2 separate regions of the Mus musculus genome follow, and region 1 is linked to region 2. The links are chromatin loops, found by intact Hi-C in ENCODE. Cell type or tissue: left cerebral cortex. All regions are shown on one strand.

Region 1 (5,000 bases), 180 kb before region 2:
TGTAAAACATGTAAAGGAAATAATTGAGATTTATTTTTTATCTGCTTTCGATGTATTATTTCTTTGCAGCGCTGGGAATCAAACTCAGGGCCTTGTGCTTGCTATGCAAGGACTCTCCCACCCAGATGCCACGCCCCAGAGAGCTATCTTCAGCAGTTGTAGACATCAGTGTACTAACTAGGTAGAGATCTTTGAGGGAGGAGATCTTTTGTTTTGTTGTTTTTGAGACAGGGTCTCTCACTGTGTAACCCTGGCTGGCCTGGAACTTACTATATAGAACAATCAGGCTTCAAACTCACAGAAATCCTCCTGCCTCTGCCTCCTGAAAGCTGGGATTAAAAGCGTGCACCACCACACCCCGTGTGACCTTTTTTTGTTTGTTTTCAGTTTACAAATGTTTATGCATCTTCCTAACTTAGTTTTTAAGTGAAACCTGTTCAAGTTGTTCGCAGTTAAAACGTGTATCTTGTTCTTGGTTTACCTACCACAAAGTTGTTGCGATAGTCCGCCATGTCACATGACCAGGTCTTGCGTAGGAGGAACCGGAAAAAGAAGCTGAGGTCCTTCCTTCCGGGCTTTGCTGTGTGGCAGGACAGCCTTCAAGGCTTTGCTGTGTGGCAGGACAGCCTTCAAGGCTTTGCTGTGTGGCAGGACAGCGCTTAGCTCCCAGGCGCTCTGGGGAGGGGAATGACAGGGAATGACGGACCTCCCTCAGCACGTGAGTGTTGTGATGTCCAAGGAGGACTGAGAGCCATCAGGCTGAATGTTTTCATCAGTACCTAAGGGCTCAGGACATGTGAGATGCTGGTAGGAATCATAACACGATACAGCAAAAAGCAAATCCAAGCTCCCAGCTGGTGATGTGGATCTTGACGCGGTTGAACCCAAAGCCTTTAACCAGCGAAGTCACCTACTGCTTCCAAGGAGGCAAGTGCGAGGACTGGCTGCAGACCGGTGCCAGTGTCTGGCCAGCGTTTGGTTTCCTACGATCGAGCATAGACTCGGACAACTGTTTAACAAGTGGGTAATGGCTTCCCTTCTAGTTTCAAGGAATTTATTTTCAATCAACTATGTAATATAAGCTACACGGGCATTCTTCTTTTTCCTCCTTCTGTTGTCTTTTAGCTTTTATGTATTCTCTTAGAGGAGAAAATAACCTGTAATTTTATTCTTCAAATACCTCCTTCAGAAAATAGCTTTTATCATGCTTGGAATGCCGCTCAGTGGGAGAGTGCTTCCTGGGGTTGCTTTTTGTTTTAGCTTGAGGACCACCCCAATCTATGACACAATATGGAGGGGGCCAAAATACTTGAACTTTCTCCTCACCCTGATATTACATAGGAATGCTGCAGAAGGGGGCCACGTGTTGCTCTGCCAACCAGATGAAAGTAGAATTTGGGGGAGGGGGCGATTTGGGAGAGGGGAATCTGTGTGATAAAGTCTAGGATCCTAGAAGGTCTCATACTTGCTAAGACAACTTTTAGGGTCAAAATGAAATCCACCCAACTATTTCCTATTAAATTAAACTGCAGACGGGGGCTGGAGAGATAGCTCAGGGCTTAAGAGCACTGAGTGATCTACCAGATGTCTTGAGTTCAGTTCCCAGCAACCACATAGTGGCTCACAACCATCTGTAATGGGATCTAGTGCCCTCTTCTGGTTGTGTCTAAAGACAGCAACCATGTATCACATACATTAAATAAATTAAAAAGTAAATAAATTTTTTTAAATTAAACTTTATTATTATTGATATCGATATATAAACAGTGACAAAGTAGTCTCCTAGATTAAAAAAAAGTAATAATTTGAACACTGAATAAACGTAAAGGGCCTTTCTTGAGGATTTACATAATTATGAATAAGCCGGATGCTTTAGAAAGGCAGGAGAGCTGCACCCAGTCAGCAAATCACAGCCCACAAGCTGTGGAAGTCAGAGATGTGTCTTGTCTGCCGAGCTGCCATATGGGATTTATTTAAAACCGAGGCCAAAGCTCCTTAACTCCTTAGGACTCCTGTGAATTTTATCACGAAGTCACTTCATGACCCATTTGGAAAACAGTCATTTAAGCACGGACCCAGACAGCTTTATAACAATGCATAGTAAAACATAGGTCATGAGTGAGTTGAGAAACAGGACCAGACTACCGGCACCAGCAGGGTTAGTCAGGTAGGTGGACACAGCCACCCAGGTGTCTCCGCACCAGGCCAGTGCAACGGCTAATGAGCTCATGAACCTGAGACCAGCTTCCTATTAGCCTGGTGCCACCAGATACCACGCTGGGACATTGATTGCGATTGATTCTCAGAAGGAATGCCCTGGGACATGCGGTGCCCGTGACGCCCTCCACCTATCCCTGCTTTCAGAATCTGCTCTTCAGCTTCCAGGCATACCTGCCAGCAGACTTGGCAACTATCATATCCCTCAACTTCAACATGAAGAGCTGTGTCCCCATGATTGATCCATCTATCCCAGGGACTATGTCACCACAAAGGAGTTAATTTGTCTTGTTTGAAGGGGAGGTTTAATTGCACAGGTCGGTTTAAAAAAAATGTTAAATGCCTGCTTTTGATTTTTCGTCTGTGTCTTGCTTTTTCTCCAAGACCTCAGAACAGTGCAATCAATTTCCTTAATCAGCACAGCTGGGCCATAAGTGTGCTAGAGACTGTGATCTAAAACCTGAGTTAATGAATCCAGTGACAAATAGACTGTCCTTAACGTGACTGCTTTGCAAAACTCCTCCCTCAGCCAACAGGAGGAAAATAAGCACTAGGGGGCACTGTTGAGCTAGAAACGACCTCTTCCGAACCAAGCACACCCAGAAGTGCTGGCTTTTTACCAAGGAACTTGGCTTCATTTAAAACTGCAAACCTAGGCGCACTAAGAGGTTTGGAAATTTTGTTGTTAGAGTTAAAGATGATCCCTAATTAACACTCTTATGTTGTCTCTTGCTGAACTCACTTTGTACCTGAACTGTTTTAATGTCTCATATAATGTTGCTTTTGAAAAGGGCTAGCAGACAGCTCTTCTAGACATTAAAAGCTAAGACAAAATGGTGGAAAAAGTATGCACCGCCTAAGAAGCAAAAGTACAGAGAGAAAGTAGTATGAAAAAATACACAGGGTACATTCAAGTGAAAGGAGACGGTCCGAAAGGTTCTTTTGGGGGGAAATATGAATATGAATATATATGAAAATGTGAATATGTACTATTGGGTTTTTTTCCTTTCTTGTTTTATTTACTGCTAAAATAATATACTGGGGGTAGGGATGCTAGACATATAATTACACTCTTGGGAGTTTGGAGTGAGGAGTTTAATGTCATCCTAAGCTACATAGCAAGCTTTAAGATAGCCTGGGCTACACAAAACAAAAAACATGGCTCGGGAGATAGTTCATTTGGTAAAATATAGGCACGAGGACCGGATTTGCCCCCCTCCCCAAACCCATGCTTTAAAAAACTTGAGTTGGTGACAAAAACTTGTAGTTTTTCCCTAGGTGGGGATGTGGAGACAGGCAGAATCTCTGGGACTCAAGGACTAGCCAGGCTAGTCTACCTGGAAAACTCCCAGCTAGTGAAGGACACTGTCAGAAAACAAGAGGGCTGGTCCCTGAGGCAGAACACTCAGGCCTTTGCAGTGTGCGCGTACACAAACATACACAAGCACACACACACAAGCATATTCTCTCTCTCACACACACACATGTACACCACACGCACACACACATACATGTGCTTGCACACGGATGCATACAGACACATACACAACCACATACATATACTCATACTTGCACACAGATGCATATACACACACTGGCGCACAGATGCATACACACATGCACACACACTCACAAACAGACTCACACACACTCACACTTTCTCACACATACGTGCACCATATGTATACACACACGCACACATGCATATACACACAAAGACATTCGCACACACATGCATAGATACACACACACATAGATGACACACGCACACCCACACACACACACATGCTGCTTATCTTTCCTGGCCCACACAGAGGCCTGAAGAGGAGCAGTTGTTTCCCATGATCCCTCCTTACTGCCCCATCCCCAAACTACGCACTCTAGAGAAGCATTTAGCTCAGTCTCTGCGGTCGTGTGACCCCTGCCCCAGACCTTGCCTTCCCTACAGCCACACCCTTGTATTGCTCCAAGGTGGGATTAACTAGCTTAAAGAAGGTCTGTGCTTCAAGGTCCAGGCTCAGGGCTCTCTCCATGAGAAGTGTTCCACAGGAGGAAGTATAATATAATAACATACAGCCAGGCAGTGGTGGCGCACACCTTTAATCCCAGCACTTGGGCAGCAGAGGCAGGCGGATTTCTGAGTTCGAGGCCAGCCTGATCTACGGAGTGTGTTCCAGGACAGCCAGGGCTATACAGAGAAACCCTGTCTCGAAAAACAAAACAAAACAAAACAAAATAATAATAATAATAGTAATAATAACATACAATGTTTGTATTGCTGTCTGACTGTGTTGACTTGGTGTTTGTGAATAAAGATTGATTAATTAGTTTTTGAGACAGGGTTTCTCAGTGTGATCCTGGTTGTCCTGGAACTCACTCTGTAGACCAGGCTGGCCTCCAACTCAGAAATCTTCCTGCCTCTGCCTCCTGAGTGCTGGGATTCGAGGCATGCAGTACCACCACCATCACCATCACCGCGCCGCCACCTCCACCACCACCACCCCAGGGTGGTGAATAATGGTTTTAAATGTAGTTAACTCTTTTATAGTCTTTGTGTGCTTCCAGTTGTCTATTGTTAGTGTCCTCGCCCAATTACGAATATAAGTTAATCATGCAAATTAAATGTAAGTTAATCCTATGTGTGATAATTGAATTATTGCTGTCTGTTACTGGCACAGTTGAACCCTGCACACCGTTACACAATAGTAAATGTGTCCTTTTCATTTTGTTTATGTTCCACTAGAAACTTTGGGATACAAATAATTGAGACACCCTCCCGCTGT
Region 2 (5,000 bases):
TAATCCCAGCACTTGGGAGGCAGAGGCAGGCGAATTTCTGAGTTCGAGGCCAGCCTGGTCTACAGAGTGAGTTCCAGGCCAGCCAGGGCTACACAGAGAAACCCAACAACAAGCAAACAACAAACAAAACCTTCATGAAACTGTTGCCGTATTAGGACATGGAATTATTTGCAGTACCTGGAATCTGTGTTTCCAGACCACACTAACTACCACTTGGCTCCAGAATAAACACTAATCCACAATGAGGTATTTTCATGTCAACAACATGCTTAAATTGTTTCTTTTATGATCCCCAATGTATTGTACTACATACTGAGGAAGTTTGACTGTCCATTGCATGTGATAAAATTATATGAGCAGACAATGCCAGACACTTACCTGTGTTTTAATATTTATGAATCCAAACCTTCACATCGGTAGAACTTAAAATCTTATCTGATGAGCATGCTTTCCCTGCCTCACCCTCCATCTCACAGAATACAAAGAATCAAGCAGTTGCCAGTGTATATTCGTGATGAGTGACTTCCTTAATCAAGAATCGTAGAAATCCTAAGTTCAGACTTCTCTACCCTCCACAGTCTCTGGTAATTGTCTCACCTAACCTATTCCAGGCAAAAAGCATTACCTGTGTCTCAAGCCCCACACTGGCTAGCCTGGATCTCTCCAAAGTCTTCCTATTCTCTTTCAATTTCCATCCATACCCATGGCTCAGTTCACAAAGCTGTTACTCTCTAAAAACACATCACCAGACTGTCCCAACACCTAAAAGATCTAAAAGTAGTAATTAATAGGCAACGTGTGACTTTTATCTGAAAAAACACTTAAAAATCTGAAATATAAACCTTGTGTTTGGCATAATATAAACCTTTAGTCTCAACACCTGGGAGGCAGAGGCAGTTGGATCTCTGAGTTTAAGGCCAGGCCAGCCTGGTCTACAAAATGAGTTCTAGGACAGCCAGATGCTACACAGACAAAAGGCTGAGATGGGGGGGGGGGGGGGTTAGTAGTATTTGAGTGGGTATAGGACACACCTTCAATCACTTGAGAGACAGAAGCAGGCAGATCTCTGTTTAATTTGAGACAATTTACGGGGGGGGGGGGGGGGCTGTATTTGAACTATTTCTTGAATAGACTGCATGACCTAGCAACATTGAAATCACTCCACACAAACTACCCATGTGCCATTTGTTGTTCCTAAGTAGCTGATGACCTGACCGGATCCTGCCACCCACTCACTCACTACCTAAAACCTCTAAAAACGGCAAACAGCAGCAGCATTCCAAGGATAAGCAAAACAAACACTCCCACCCTCAGCGTTTAATTTAAATTCAAGATGAAAGACACAATCAGGAAGCAATTGGCTCCTGCTGGAGGGGGCTTAGAAGAACCTAACTTTGGGAACTTAGGGAAAGACTACTCAAAAATAAGAGCTGGGCTAAGCCCGAGGAAGGCCAGTAATCAGAACGTAGGAGGGCTGAGGCAAAACAAGAGAATCACCAGTTCTAGGCCCTGCTTGGGGGGATGGGGGGTAGGGGATGGGGATTATATTAATAGAAAGAGGTAGAAGGCAGGGAAATCATAGGACCAAAAGGAAAAATGAGAACAAAAACTGAAAGAAAAAAAAAATCAAGGAAATGCAATCAATTCGATACAGATGGAGCAACACCAAATCTTAAAACCCAGATGTCAGGGGAAAAAAAAAAAGTTCAATTTAAAGGCAAAAGCCACAGCTTTGTTAAAGAGTCAGAAAACGCAAGACAGTTTCAAAACAAGGCTAATAAGTGTTTGCTAAGCAGACAAAATAAGATTCCAGGAGCACAGACGATGCGCTCAGGGTGAACTAAGGAAGGAGAAGCAGTGGTACCCCCAAATCGAGAGGAAGCACGAAACAGCGCGGAGAGTTAAGGCTCAAACAATTAGAAGACCAAAGGGGCTTACATCGTGGGCGATAACCAAGCACAACCGGGATGTGAAGCCTGGGAGTTTGGGCTGGCCACAAGTTTGCCATGAGAATTAGTCCCAGTGGTCCCTTGGTGGACGCCAAGGAATTAATGCCTCTCAAAACTCAGCGGCGCCCTGGGTGGATTGCACTTCGTCCCTCCGCTTCAGTCAGGATTGATTGTGCAGGCTCCACGACAGGCTCTGGGCTCCGGGCTGCTGACACGCAGGTTCCCAGGGAGTAGTTACAGGCCTGGTCTGTACGTGCTGGTGGGTAGAAGTTAAGTTTAAACTACCGGGCAAAATAAGCATTCGGATTTCTCTGTAGAAACGACGAGCTCTTAAAGAATAATCAGTGTAGCCGGGCGGTGATGGTGCACGCCTTTAATCCCTGCACTCTGGAGGCGAGGCGGGCGGGATCTCTGAGTTCGAGGCCAGCCTGGTCTACAGAGCGAGTTCCAGGACAGCCAGGGCTACACAGAGAAACCCTGTCTCGGAAAACAAAAAAATAATCAGTGCGTACCCATTCCATATTTTCAGAAAGGAAAAAATAGTAATAAACAACGGGACGATGGAGCTGAACATCTGTCCGTGCCAGTACTCAAGAATGGGTCACTGTGTGACTCCAACTGTCCCCACGTGGGCTTTGTCTCCCCGGCCACACTGACATTCTCAACAGCAAGTGGATTATTTTGGCACTCTTTTGTCCGTCTCTCAAAGTGCCTATTACAGAGTCGGTTAGGTCCAAAAAATAAAAAATAAGATAAAAACCCAGACTTCCTGACTGACCTGGCGTCACTGAAGTTGCCTGGCTGAGAACTCCCCTTTTGCTTACTAAACTCCTGCCGAGAAGCGGAACCTGGGTCTCACTCTCCTCCACACTTCGCTTTCCTCCCGCATCCACTGAGTCCCTCTCCAGGTTCCACTAGGAGTCCAGAATAAAGCACATCTCCATCGCCGCAGGAAACGTCCGCCCGCCCGCCCGCCGGCCGCATGCGCCCCTCGCGCCTCTGCGGAGAGCCACTCGCTCACCTACGTCCCACTGCTGAGCCTCCGCCTCTGTCGCCGCCGCCTCTGTCGCCGCCGCCTCAGCCGCCGGTGAAACCCGCGAAGCCAGACGTCCGCTCGCCCTAAAGGCACTTCCGGCGCGCGCGGTGACGTCGCCCGGCGCGCCAGCCTCCGGCCCGGGGCCGTCGGGGTTTGGGGGAGTCGGAAGGAGCGCTGCACCGCGCTGCGTTCGCGGACGCCCGCGCTTTTGCGCGCCGCGGAAGGCAGCCGGAGGTGAAGCCGCCGCGGGCTCGCATCCTCTCCGCTTCGCCTCTGCGCCGAAGGTAAGCTCCCACGGCGCCGGGCCCAGGAGACGGCCGCGGCCCGGGCCTCCGCCTCGGCCTCCGCCTCGGCCTCGGCCTCGGCCTCGGCCTCGGCCTCGACCCTGACCCCAGCTCCGGCCCCAGGAACGTCCAGCCGGGGTTAGCATTTCTCAGAGTGAGAAACTGGAAACGCGACAAGCAGGTTTTGGCTAGCTAAGGCTTTTTGAATAATCCTCCTACTGGGCCAGCGGGGCGCCCTCCGGGGTGCCGGGTCCATTGTCATTCATAGGGGTTCTTAACACTTGCTGCCGACCGACGCGATCGTTTCACCTGTAATTTGCAGAGTTTTAACAGTGACGTTGATTACTAAGCACATTGATAAATATACAGGTTAATGTCCCATTCAAAGTAGGTAATCCATGTAATAGAGTGTCATTTCATGATTTGGTTGTGCACGAAATTTAAAAATCTAAAGAACTTTATCAAAATGTGAAACTACCCCAAGCTTAACAAAACCGAGTCTCTGTCGTCATGGCCTACCTATATCAGTAATCCATATATACAGACGTAGATACAGGAGTTTTTTTAAAAACAAGAACAAAAGAGGCGGGGTAGACAGGTGTCCCTTTCGGAGGTGGGCGAATCCTTGGGAAACATCTTTTCCGCTTTTACCCTAAGAAGGCGTTAAAAATAGCCTTGTGGCTTCTCCATCTCTCTAAAACCCCTCTTCAATCGCACCGCAGCCCTAAAAGGCTTAACACCCGCTGCTAGAAAAGGAATATGGTAATTCACACCCTACCCACACTGGTACTCTAATCTCTTTAAATGAATGGAGCCTGAGGAATTCTACCCTAATTAAGTCAGTGATGGTCCTTGTTTGGTTCTACTTGGAGTAAGATTCCCAATGTCTCCTTTTTTTCCGTTTTAGAAATGAGCGGTGGCTTGGCGCCAAGTAAAAGCACAGTTTATGTATCCAACTTGCCTTTCTCCCTAACAAACAATGATTTATACCGGGTAAGTTGTATGTACATCTAACTAATGGATTCTTTCTTTAGAGACAATCTGAAGCTTAAGCAAAAATACTGCTCCCTGGGAAAATTTTTAGTTGATATCTTCTGCAAATTTTAGTGGGAAATTTTTCAATTTTGTTTTAATTTCCCAAAGAGAATTTGTTGTTTGTGTGTTTTTTCGAGGCAGGGTTTCTCTGTGCCTGACTGGCCTAGAACTCACTCTGTAGAACAGGCTATCATAGAACTCAGAGATCTGCCTTCCTCTGCCGCCTGTACTTGAGTGGTGGAACACTTGCCTAGAGTAGTTATCACACACCTGTAACCCCAGCACAGGGGAAGCTGAGGTAGGAAGATCAGCTTGGACAATTTAGACCCCATCTCACGAAAGAGAAAAGAGATACTGAATTAGGCTTGGAGGTGAGATTTTAGACTGAATGATAAGAAATAACCTTATTTAAAACATACCTGGGGGCTGGAGGTGAAGTATAGTTGGTAGGATGCTTGTCTTGCGTGCACAAAACCCTGTGTTGATTCCCTAGTACCACATGAACTAAGGAATCAATGGAGAACCCGTTAGAAAGCTATAATCCCATAGGAAACTGCTGGACCTCGGAATCCAATGTTGCTAAATGTCTGGCCCACAATTTCAATATTAGACTGCATATGATGGGATCTTCTAAAAGCCTTTGGGGGAGGGTGTTATTTCTGTGTATTAAATAATTAGTCAGAATTATAAGCATAT

Evidence for each region. Peaks named below come from ENCODE experiments on the same cell type or tissue, not always from the same donor. Only the 100,000 strongest peaks of a DNase experiment are listed, where the experiment ranks them.
Region 1: a loop joins it to region 2, with 2.5 times the contacts of the local background. A loop is called at or near these places in 2 of 42 quality-filtered maps.

The regions. Positions count from the first base shown.
Region 1 is chr15:93,573,825-93,578,824 of GRCm38, reverse strand. The region is part of intron 1 of Prickle1 (prickle planar cell polarity protein 1); the gene reads left to right. Among named protein-coding and RNA genes, the nearest start is that of Prickle1, 20 kb to the left of the region's middle. In left cerebral cortex, CTCF peaks have their summits at 1,664 (motif pointing left) and 2,760 (motif pointing right); DNase peaks (open chromatin) are centred at 1,948 and 2,779.
Region 2 is chr15:93,396,432-93,401,431 of GRCm38, reverse strand. Zcrb1 (zinc finger CCHC-type and RNA binding motif 1) reads left to right here and starts at 3,098. Exons shown (of 8, transcript NM_026025.3): 1 at 3,098-3,269; 2 at 4,177-4,262. The coding sequence starts at 4,179. Pphln1 (periphilin 1) reads right to left here and starts at 3,082. Exons shown (of 9, transcript NM_175363.4): 1 at 2,971-3,082. In left cerebral cortex, a CTCF peak has its summit at 2,953; DNase peaks (open chromatin) are centred at 3,027, 3,469 and 3,989; H3K4me3 peaks cover 2,603 bases; H3K27ac peaks cover 1,259 bases.